2 separate regions of the Homo sapiens genome follow, and region 1 is linked to region 2. Evidence: chromatin contacts called from ENCODE Hi-C or POLR2A ChIA-PET data. All regions are on one chromosome and are shown on one strand. The core of a region is the stretch at or near the end of the contact, and the rest is flanking DNA. Distances in the headings are between cores, read along the strand shown.

The links. A loop is a pair of places that touch in the nucleus more often than their neighbours do. ChIA-PET counts read pairs that join two places held with the same protein, here RNA polymerase II (POLR2A). Pooled maps may share reads with other maps.
Region 1: a loop to region 2 is called in a map of PC-3, with 2.1 times the contacts of the local background. The contact joins two enhancer-like sites. A Hi-C loop is called at or near these places in 1 of 168 maps with a recorded cell type or tissue (PC-3) and 6 of 50 pooled maps. POLR2A ChIA-PET finds 5 or more read pairs at or near these places in 1 of 52 experiments (GM12878).

Annotation. Positions count from the first base shown.
Region 1 is chr12:90,034,062-90,038,650 of GRCh38, reverse strand. All of the region lies in intron 8 of LOC105369890 (a long non-coding RNA gene), which reads right to left. Among named protein-coding and RNA genes, the nearest start is that of LINC02399, 89 kb to the right of the region's middle. Within about 2 kb of position 1,815, at least 2 of the 41 ENCODE cell types and tissues checked have a DNase peak (open chromatin) inside an H3K27ac peak, as active enhancers do; they include PC-3, where a contact is called at or near this core.
Region 2 is chr12:89,948,876-89,953,979 of GRCh38, reverse strand. All of the region lies in intron 6 of LOC105369890 (a long non-coding RNA gene), which reads right to left. LINC02399 (long intergenic non-protein coding RNA 2399) reads right to left here. Exons shown (of 3, transcript NR_135019.1): 3 at 4,254-4,505. Among named protein-coding and RNA genes, the nearest start is that of LINC02399, 3.7 kb to the right of the region's middle. Within about 2 kb of position 2,604, at least 7 of the 41 ENCODE cell types and tissues checked have a DNase peak (open chromatin) inside an H3K27ac peak, as active enhancers do; they include PC-3, where a contact is called at or near this core.

The DNA of each region.
Region 1 (4,589 bases), core at 566-3,065, 85 kb before region 2:
AAAAATACTCTTCCACAAGTCTAAATTTTGTTTTTAAATGACTGTTTAATTTCTCTATTCATCCATTTGAAATTAATTTATTTTCTCTATCCTTTCCTGAAATGAGTCACTCAAAATTCTGTCAGAGATATTTCTTTTAATCAAAAGCAGAAGCTTCTCACTTCTACCACTTCTCATGGAGCTGATGTAAAGGACAGTGTGGTCTATTATGACAGATAGCATCTACATTTGTAAATTGTCTATATATTTATGGAATTATAGGAAGTTATTATTGGACTCACACAAAGAATCTAAATCTACCCTTCATTTTGCATGGAAGCCAATGAAGCCCAGATAAGTTTATAAGTTTCCCAAGGTCACATGGCAGATATAGATAAAGCCACAACTGAAAGCCAGATATCCTAAGAACTCAATGTTTCCTCTAGTCCAACATGTTGCCTTCCTTAGTATAAACAAATCCCCTTTTCAGAGTTAAATGACAGAAACAGCATATTTTTGGTGCAGGTGGGGCTTTAGGTTAGGATGTATGTGACAAAACAGTAATATTGGGGGCAAAATTCAAAGGTCTCAGGCTTTTGTTGTTTCATTACACTTAAAAGGAAAAATGATTTCATTGAGCTAAATACTATAAAATGTAATTATAGTCCTTAGGAACAACTCAGCAGAACTGGAGCTATATTTTGCTGTCTTAGCTCACCAAAGCCCTGGAAGATGTTCAAAAAGAGATTGTATAACAAGTGGCATACATCATTTCCTTTAGGTTCCAGCACTCAGTCATCAGAAAATGTGACCATTTTGGATTCATTAATAATGTGGTGATTGCCAAAGTTTAATTGATCATGTGTCCATATGTATTGGCTAAATCTGGGCACTAGTTATTTTTCTCTGTATGTATCAGTAAATACTTAACGTTTCTCTTACTGTAGCCTACATATTTCTGTCTTAGGGAGATAAAATTACTGCTCTGAAAACCAGCTTTTCCAATTTAATCTAAATCTGACTTTTTGTCATCTTTATTTTTAGTTTATAAACTGCTTGAGAAGGGCTTTTTTATTTCTTGGTTCCTGGCTGGAGTTAAAACTGAGATTATGGAAATACCTCCAGAGCAGTTATTTCTATCCACACTGAAATGAGAAATTTGGTGATGTTTAGTTGAACATTCAAATGTTTCAGCTTTTACCCTTCACTATTAATAATACCATCATCTGTCTTCCACACAGAAAAAATCTTTCTTTAACTTTGCATTTGAGAATTTCTTTTTCATTTTATTTCCTTATGAAATCTTCCTGGTCTGATTCATAACATATTGAGGTCATGTCAGTTGCATTTCTGTTACACAGGAGGATGTTTTATTCCTAAAATTTACCACGAGATCCACTGACATGTGTATGAGACTTGAAATGGGGCCATTTGTGCTAAAGATCCCAACTGATGGACGACTAGGCTAAGAGACTTCTTCACACTGCTATTCACATACAAAAGGAGATGGAGAGATTTCTTATAGCGTTAGTCTTTGGTACCTATCTCCTCTCCTTTGTAAGTATTCACTTAATTTGATAATGATAGGTGGTGGACAGAAAATAAGTGTTCTCAATTTCTTTTCCCAATGTCTACGTCTCCAAAATTAGCTTTTAAAAGCCTTCTGCTTTTTATCCCAAATGACTTTTCCTTCATTTTAACTAGTTTGAATTAGGATATGAGCAGCTGAAAAAATGAATTACAAATTATATAGCCTAGTAAGGGGTTACTAGCATCCTGCCAAATTATTCAGTATCCTCTCATAAAATGAGCGAGTCATTTCCTGTGTGGGTGGAGATGGGTTAGGGAGGGGTTTCACAGTTTCAATTTCACCCTCTATTTAATATCCTTTCCCTTTCATGGACATGTCCATATCCCATTGTCCATATAAATCTCACTATAGACTTTTATAGATGAAGATTAATCAAAGTACAGAGAACAATCAAAGTTGCCTAAGTTTACTTTCTAATCGAATTTTGATTAAAATATTGAGTCTTCCTGAAACTTAGCAATGCATTTTATGTAGACATCTCAGCTGAAATCAATACATTCAGTTGTGTGTCTCAAATGCCTGGTGTGAATTCACAGCTCATCTTGACTCTTCACTTCCATTCTTTCCTTCCTTTACTACCTCCTGCAATAGTCACAGACTCACATAATTTCAGGCTGAACTAGACCTTAGAGACTGACCATTCAGTCCAGTTCTTCACTTTATAGAAAAGGAAAGCTGAAGCCCACAGCATTAAGAGATGCTCCTGACATGACCCAACCAGCTAGTGGTAGATCAGGAATAGGTAACCAAGATTCTAGACTTCTACTCTACTACTATTCTTTTCCCTCACTTCATTATCCCACTGCTCTGGCTTTGCAGTTGCTCACTCTCTTGCCAACATTCTCAGGTCTCTTGTCTATTGCCTTGTTCTTTCATCATATCCACCTAGCAAAGCAGTAGTTGTTCTTACCAATGCCCAACGTGCTGAGTATTATTAGAGAAAACTACCCAACTGGGCAAATTGCTACTACTTTCATGTCAGGGCCTTGCCCTCATCTGGTATATTAATGCCTAGATGTGATTCTGTAGTTCCATGTTTCCATGAGGAATGATGTTCCATAGTCAACACTCACGTTCTGCACAGCAGTGATTCCAAACTTTCTCCGCTTCTCTCAAACTCTGACCTGCAGGGTACCTTGTATCTTACTTCCCAGAGAAAATACAAGTAATCCAACTTTTTGCCATCTAAACTACAACCTTCTCTTGGCCCTCTTTTCTTTATTTTTTAATTTTTTTTTATTTTTAACTTCTATGGATACATAGTAGGTATATATATTTTGGGGAAATGTGAGATATTTTGATATGAGCATACAATGTGTAATTGTCACATCAGGGTAAATGGTGTACCCATCACCTCAGGCAATTATTTTGTGTGTGTGTGTTATGAACATTCTAGTTATACCTTTTGAGAGGTGTTTCTTACTAAAACGAATGAGGTGTTTTCTATTTAAGCCTAATCCCTGTGATCATGCTTTGGATCACATCCCCTCCAGCATTCCCAAGGCATTTATTCTGCAGTATTCCTTCGTTCCTTAATTTTCGCCACTGCTGCCTCCACCGTCTTCTTTCCACAATTGTGTAAACATATTCAAACATCTTCCTTTGTCCAGCAGCTCCTAATAAGCTTCTCTTTTCATTCGTCTTCCTTTGCCATACCCTTAAATCTCCATGTTCCTAGGAATCTGTCCTGGATAATTTACTTTACTCATCCATTCCCTGAACCATCTCATCTAATCCCATAGTTTGTAACTTCATATTTTTATGCTGCTAATTCCCAAATCTATATCCCCAAACCTGCTCTCCACCCTCTCCACTCTCCCTCACTCTCATTCTCTCTCTGGATCTTCAGACATTTCCACTTATTTCCACTCTCCACCCTCCCCACTCTCCCTCATTCTCTCTCTGGATCTTCAGACCTTTCCACTTATTAGTGGGAGGCCCCAGAGAGGCCCCAGAGACACCTCAAAATCAAAGTGTCTAAAACCAAATGCACGATCTGCCCTCACAAACCTAGTCCTTCTCCTTTGTTCCTTGTTCCATAAAAGGGCGCCATCATCCCAGTTAGTAATTATCTTTAACTCTGAATCACAAAGTATACTATAAAATATTTGGCACAGCAGTTCAGAAAACAGCATTGGTCCTGGCCCTACACCTTAGTTGCTGCATATCTTGAAGAAATTGCTTAAGATCTCTAAGTTTCAGTGTTACCTTTCTATGAAATAGAGACTCTAATAGTAACTATTGAGAATTAAACAAAATAATGCAAATATGACATCCAGCACATGGTAAGCATTCTGCAATTTTCATCTGTCACTATAAATGCTATGATTATTAGGAGTATTATCATAATCAGTACATATCTCAAAACAAAGTCCACTTCTCTACATGCCTTCAGCAACAAGCCCAGCCCGAGACCCTCCTCTGTCTCAGTCAGAAGCTACTCACCAATCTCCCTGGCCTCAGGTATGCCCCTCCAATCTCCTCTTCACATTGCATCCATAAGTGATATGCGAAACTTTTCAAGTTCTTTCTTTCTACAAAGACAATACCTTCTTCTACTTGCTGCTAGGTTGAAGTCCTAATTTCTTGGAATGGTTTAAAAGTTTCTGTATCATCTAGCTCTTCTTTACCTCTCCAACTTCATCTTTTGTTTTCTCCTCTCACTCTTCCTCATTGAACCAAAACGAAATTTTTAAAATATCCCTTAAACTCTTCAGGCCTCTCCCACAAGACCTTCACATATGAGTTTTTCTATCTGGAATACTCTGTGTAATCAATTGGCCTTGTTAATTCCTAATCATATTTCAGATTTCAGTTTATATGCCATCTTTTTCAAGAAAGCTTTAGCGAACCTTTGCTTCAACTACTCTAGATTGGCAACCTACCTATCCGCTTAGAGAGCAACCTAATCACCTATCATAGTACTTACCAAACACATCCTACCCATTTATTTATTTGATGTTATTAGTTTTATAGGCCTGCTCTAACAAAGTCCCACAAACTTGATGGCTTACAAAAA
Region 2 (5,104 bases), core at 1,355-3,854:
CTGTCCTCTTTTAAGTTCATGGCTTTTCTGGAATTTCAAATTGTCCACAGAGCCAACCTCAGGATTATCTATCTTTCATAGGATATATTTGGCAAAAATAGACTTATTTTCAGTGGGATGAAGGGTAAAGGAAAGAAATGGTAATGATTTAGTCCCTTGTTAGTGTGGTATTTTTTTAAAAGCAACTTGCTTTTTACCAGTGATTAATATTTCCAAGATATTTTTGTTCAAGAAATATTTTTTAGGCTTTAAAGGCAGATACAATATCACAAAAATATCCAGAATTCATTGTTCTCATCAGCTGGTAAATTATTTGTTACCTACACCTAAAACAATCAAACTGGTGCCCCTAAAGATGCAAAAATAATCCTGGATTCAAAAACTAGAAATTAAAAACCAAATACCCATTTGTTCTGAAGTATATGAGTATCTTTAAACACTTTAATTGGAAAAAGCTTCTATTCACAAACAGAAGTTATCACCAAAATTTTATTTTCAATCAGATAAAGATATATTTTTAAAGGTTTATTTACAATTGAGTAGATGTTTGTCCCTGATTGAAGGATGAGGAAAGGGTTTCTGTACATAACAAACATAATGTTATTCCTTTTCTTTATTTTTTAATGAATGAAACAGCCTCAGAATTATACTTTGGCTATCAAATATATTCTAACATTTATTCTATAGCAGTTGGACAGTTAAATGAGCATACAAAAGTACCAGAATGTTACCAAAAATGTTCCTCTTATCAACTCCTCCATAAACTATCATCATCAACTGGTAATCATATTATTTTCTAATTATTAAACTTGTACAGTAATCAAAGGACCCCTTTGGGTATTTACATGCTCTATCTTTATTCCTCTTTCTTTTATAATCTTCTTTCTATCTCTAGCCCTCCGTGAAGCACTTTATCAGATAATAAGAAAATCACTCTCCCACATAAAATAATTATTTTTAAAAACTATGGCAAAGTTAATGATCCTTATTTGCTCTGTCAGATCCCTTACACTAGAACTATATTTTGTCTGTTTTGCACAGTACTTTTGCCAAGCACACAGGGGAGTTGAAGAGACAGTAGTTGATGGTAATTATCATGCACCCTTTGTTTGTTCACAAGGGACATTTGCTGAAGATTAAAAATAAATTCACAACTAATTGACTGTCAGCCATAAGCTATACTGCTGGGACTTCCAAACTACCAACTGAAAAGAAAACAACTGAGCAAATCTTGCCAAGGCCCAACTCAAAGATTAAAAACAGCCTCCCTATTTAACTTGCCTACAGCACAACTCATCAGATGAAAGGTAACTTCAGTAGTTCTGCAATTCCCTTCCCCAAAGAGCCCACTTTGGGAAATAAACCTTTAATTACAAATGCTATACGGCCGGGCGCGGTGGCTCACGCCTGTAATCCCAGCACTTTGGGAGGCCGAGGCGGGCGGATCACGAGGTCAGGAGATCGAGACCATCCCGGCTAAAAACGGTGAAACCCCGTCTCTACTAAAAATACAAAAAATTAGCCGGGCGTAGTGGCGGGCGCCTGTAGTCCCAGCTACTTGGGAGGCTGAGGCAGGAGAATGGCGTGAACCCGGGAGGTGGAGCTTGCAATGACCCGAGATCCCGCCACTGCACTCCAGCCTGGGCAACAGAGCGAGACTCCGTCTCAAAAAAAAAAAAAAAAAAAAAAAAAAAAATGCTATAACTGGGCCTGCTAAGCTGCCCCTTTCAAGCCACCAATGAGCAGTTATCTACTGAGCACTACCTATTTGCCTGGTACTTGTAGACTCTGAGAATACAATGATAAATAAGATATTCACAACTCTTTCCTCTGTGGTATTCAACCCCAGCAAGGAAGGAGTATAGTTAGAAACTTTACTTAGTGAAAGAAAGATGAGGAAGACAGTAATGACGCATTCCAATGGCAAACACACCTCTACTTCTTAGTTTTATTTCTTTGTCACACCTACCTCAAGTTGAAGGCAGCAATCTTTATAGTTCTATACCTCATGCATGAAAGACAATCCAGGAAACCTTAAAAATTGTCTGTCCCAATGAACCATGACCCACAATGGTATAAGAACATCGACAAAATATGAACAACAATGGTAAAATATAATCAACTCACTAATGAGTCATGTGCATGATCCGGAGGCACAGGTAAGACAAGACTGGTTTATTTAAGGGCTTAGTTCTCCTTTGGAAATGGAGCTAATCTTGTCAGAATAGCAGTTGAGCTATTCCTCTCTCCTTTCCCTATCCATCTTTCCCCCTCCCAGATCTTCTCTCTTTTTTTTCCCCCTTTGGCTTCCTATCTGCATCTACCTTCTTTCTTTCACAAAGCCTGACTCCATAGATGATGGTTGTATGATAGGCATTGTTAATGTCCACCAATTTCTAATTATTTACTTTTGGTTAGAAAGGAGATTACATTTCCATGTTCCCTTGAAGTTAGATGCTGCCATGTGACTCATTTTGCCCAAAGGCATGTGAATGACACTCTGGACTAAGGCTTCTATGGCTTGTGTTTGACTTGCCAGCTCTTTCTCATCCCCTGCTGGGGTGAACCCTGAAGCCTGACGTCATTAGATGGCAGTGTCATAAAATGACAGAGTCTCCTTCAGCCTTACTCCGTATGTGACAGTGATAAGCAAAGCTCTCCCTGACACCATGAATGAGAAATAACCTGAAATTTTAGAGTTGTTATCACAGGATAACCTACACTATTCTGACACAAGTAAAAGAAGAAAGATACTAACCAGCACATGCAGTCATAAGGATGTTGGCAACAGGATTCATTTAGCACACATTTACTGAATTGGCATGTAAGTGAAAGAATCCAACATGAGAAAATAGAGAAAAGATAAAGTTGTTGCCCTCAAAGAGAGGGCAAAAAAAGAAAAAAAATTGACAAATGTAAAAACAATTATGGTAGAATTTTACATATATATTTTTTAAATCAGTCAAATATGGTAAGGAAAAGTTTGGGAAATCTTTGTCTAAAGAGCGTGCAGCTGGAAGCTAGGAGTCCAGTCCTGCCATGTTTTTGTAAGTCATTACCATTGTTATCATCATCAACCTATTTATTATTACAGAGCATGTGTGACTTCAGGCAAGACACTAAACTCTTTTTTTGCATCTTTAAAGTAGAGGGAAAATACTATTTCTCTTTTTTAGATTACTGAAATGTGATTAATACCCAAGAGGATAGAATGTCTATGTACTCTGAATTCTTAAGACAAAACAACATCTCAGGCAGAGTGTTTAGTGAAAAGCCCCTGGCTGAGGTTTCAATACTTGTGTACAATTGAGCAAAAGTCAGAAAGCCTTGGTCTTTTTATATCTCAGCCAAAGGTGTCTACTGAGCTTTCACTGTGTGCCAGCTACCATGCCAGGCTCTAGAGATGGGCCAGTGAACAAGGCATTGTGCTTGTCTCACTCTAAAAACTGGCAGAGAACATGAACATTAAACTTTAAGTATTATGATCATTAATTGCATAATTACAAACGTTCTAAGAGCTCCACAGGATTCCACTGGACCATTTGACTGAGAGACCTAAGTGGCTTATCAGGGATGGCTGATAAACTGAGTTTGGAAGAATCTGTAAAATTAGTATCACAATGTACTTTTAAGGTGGCTATAATGGTTTTTAAAACTAAATGTAAAATTTTGGCAAATAGTTGGTTCTCAATAGATGTTAGTTATTGAACAGTGTCATAGAAATCTGTGCATATGTAATCAAAGGCAAAGTTCTAAAAGGAAAGAAAAAGGCCGCAGCTTTTACCACATATTAATCCATATGCTACTGCTATCATTATCACAATCAATATTAACACATCGCACTGAGCTGTTTCATAATTGTATTTCTATGTTTCCCCTGACAACTCTTAATTCAACCGCTAGGGAAGCCCCTGTCTTCCTGTCTGCCTTGTTTTGGTTTTGTTTCATGTACCTTTCCTGGCAACGGGGTCCATTTACTTCACTGGTTACCATAGAAGCCTGCTTGTTCTGAAGGGCAGTAAGTGTTCTAGGGAAATCAGCAAACTACAGGAAGGGAAAGACTAAAAGTCTCTTGCCCAGATTATGAGTCAACCACTAAATTCAATTCACTCTATTCCAAATTTCTTCTAGGTGGGGTCCAATCTGGGATGCAAGTGGAAGCTTAAAGGTTGTATTACTTCAATATCTGTTTTCTATAAAATCATTTTTATTTTTATTTGAAAGATTGTAAACAGTTTGAATAAGTAAGTCTCTTGATTTTACCATTTTATTTTATTTGATGACTAACTTTCTTTTATTGCTTCATAAAATGAACCTCATGGAATGTTTGCTTACTTCCCATTGCATGAGGAATAAAAAGGAATTGCTTAAGTGTGTTTGACGATCATTGTAAATAGCATATAAACAGGACTGAAAATATAGACCTGCTCAATAGTGGGCATAGATACAGTGAAAGATACTGAATATTTATATTCATGAATCACAGTAAGATTTTCAAGATGGACCTATAAAAAGAAAAAAAAAAGTTATTCATCAGTGTCTAATCCGGAGCTGAAGTTTGGCCAACATGGATTTCAATTGAGTAAATCATTTCATTCATTTGTACAAAAGGGACAACTAACATATACTTTCTCAGACACATATTATTTCATTTACCCCTCCCAATAACCCTTTGAAGTAATATTGTTATTGTCATTTTTGAATGAGGAAATTAAAATTAAAATCACAGAGAGAGAGACAGTAAGTGCTTTTTAAAAGGGCCCTTAGTCCCTCAAGAACAGAAAAATAGGAATTTTATTATTTCAGTTGTTTATGAAGTAAACTAAAATGTATATAGTTCCTAGCAACTTAGCAAAAGTATGATTTTTTAAAACATAAAGAAGAGGACAACTGTGCCATTCATTGCACCACAAAAGCAAAGTTATGTAGAGACAAGAGTACAAAAACAAGGGCCTTTGCTCTGTTGTTTGTTGAAAAGGAAGTGTCATTATATTGGTAAAAACAGCCCTGTCCTTTCATTCAATGGAAAGAAATCAGAAATCCAACCTGGAACAGGCTTGGGCTCAGTGGAAAAATCATGTCCCAGTGCAAAAGTAATGGCTGT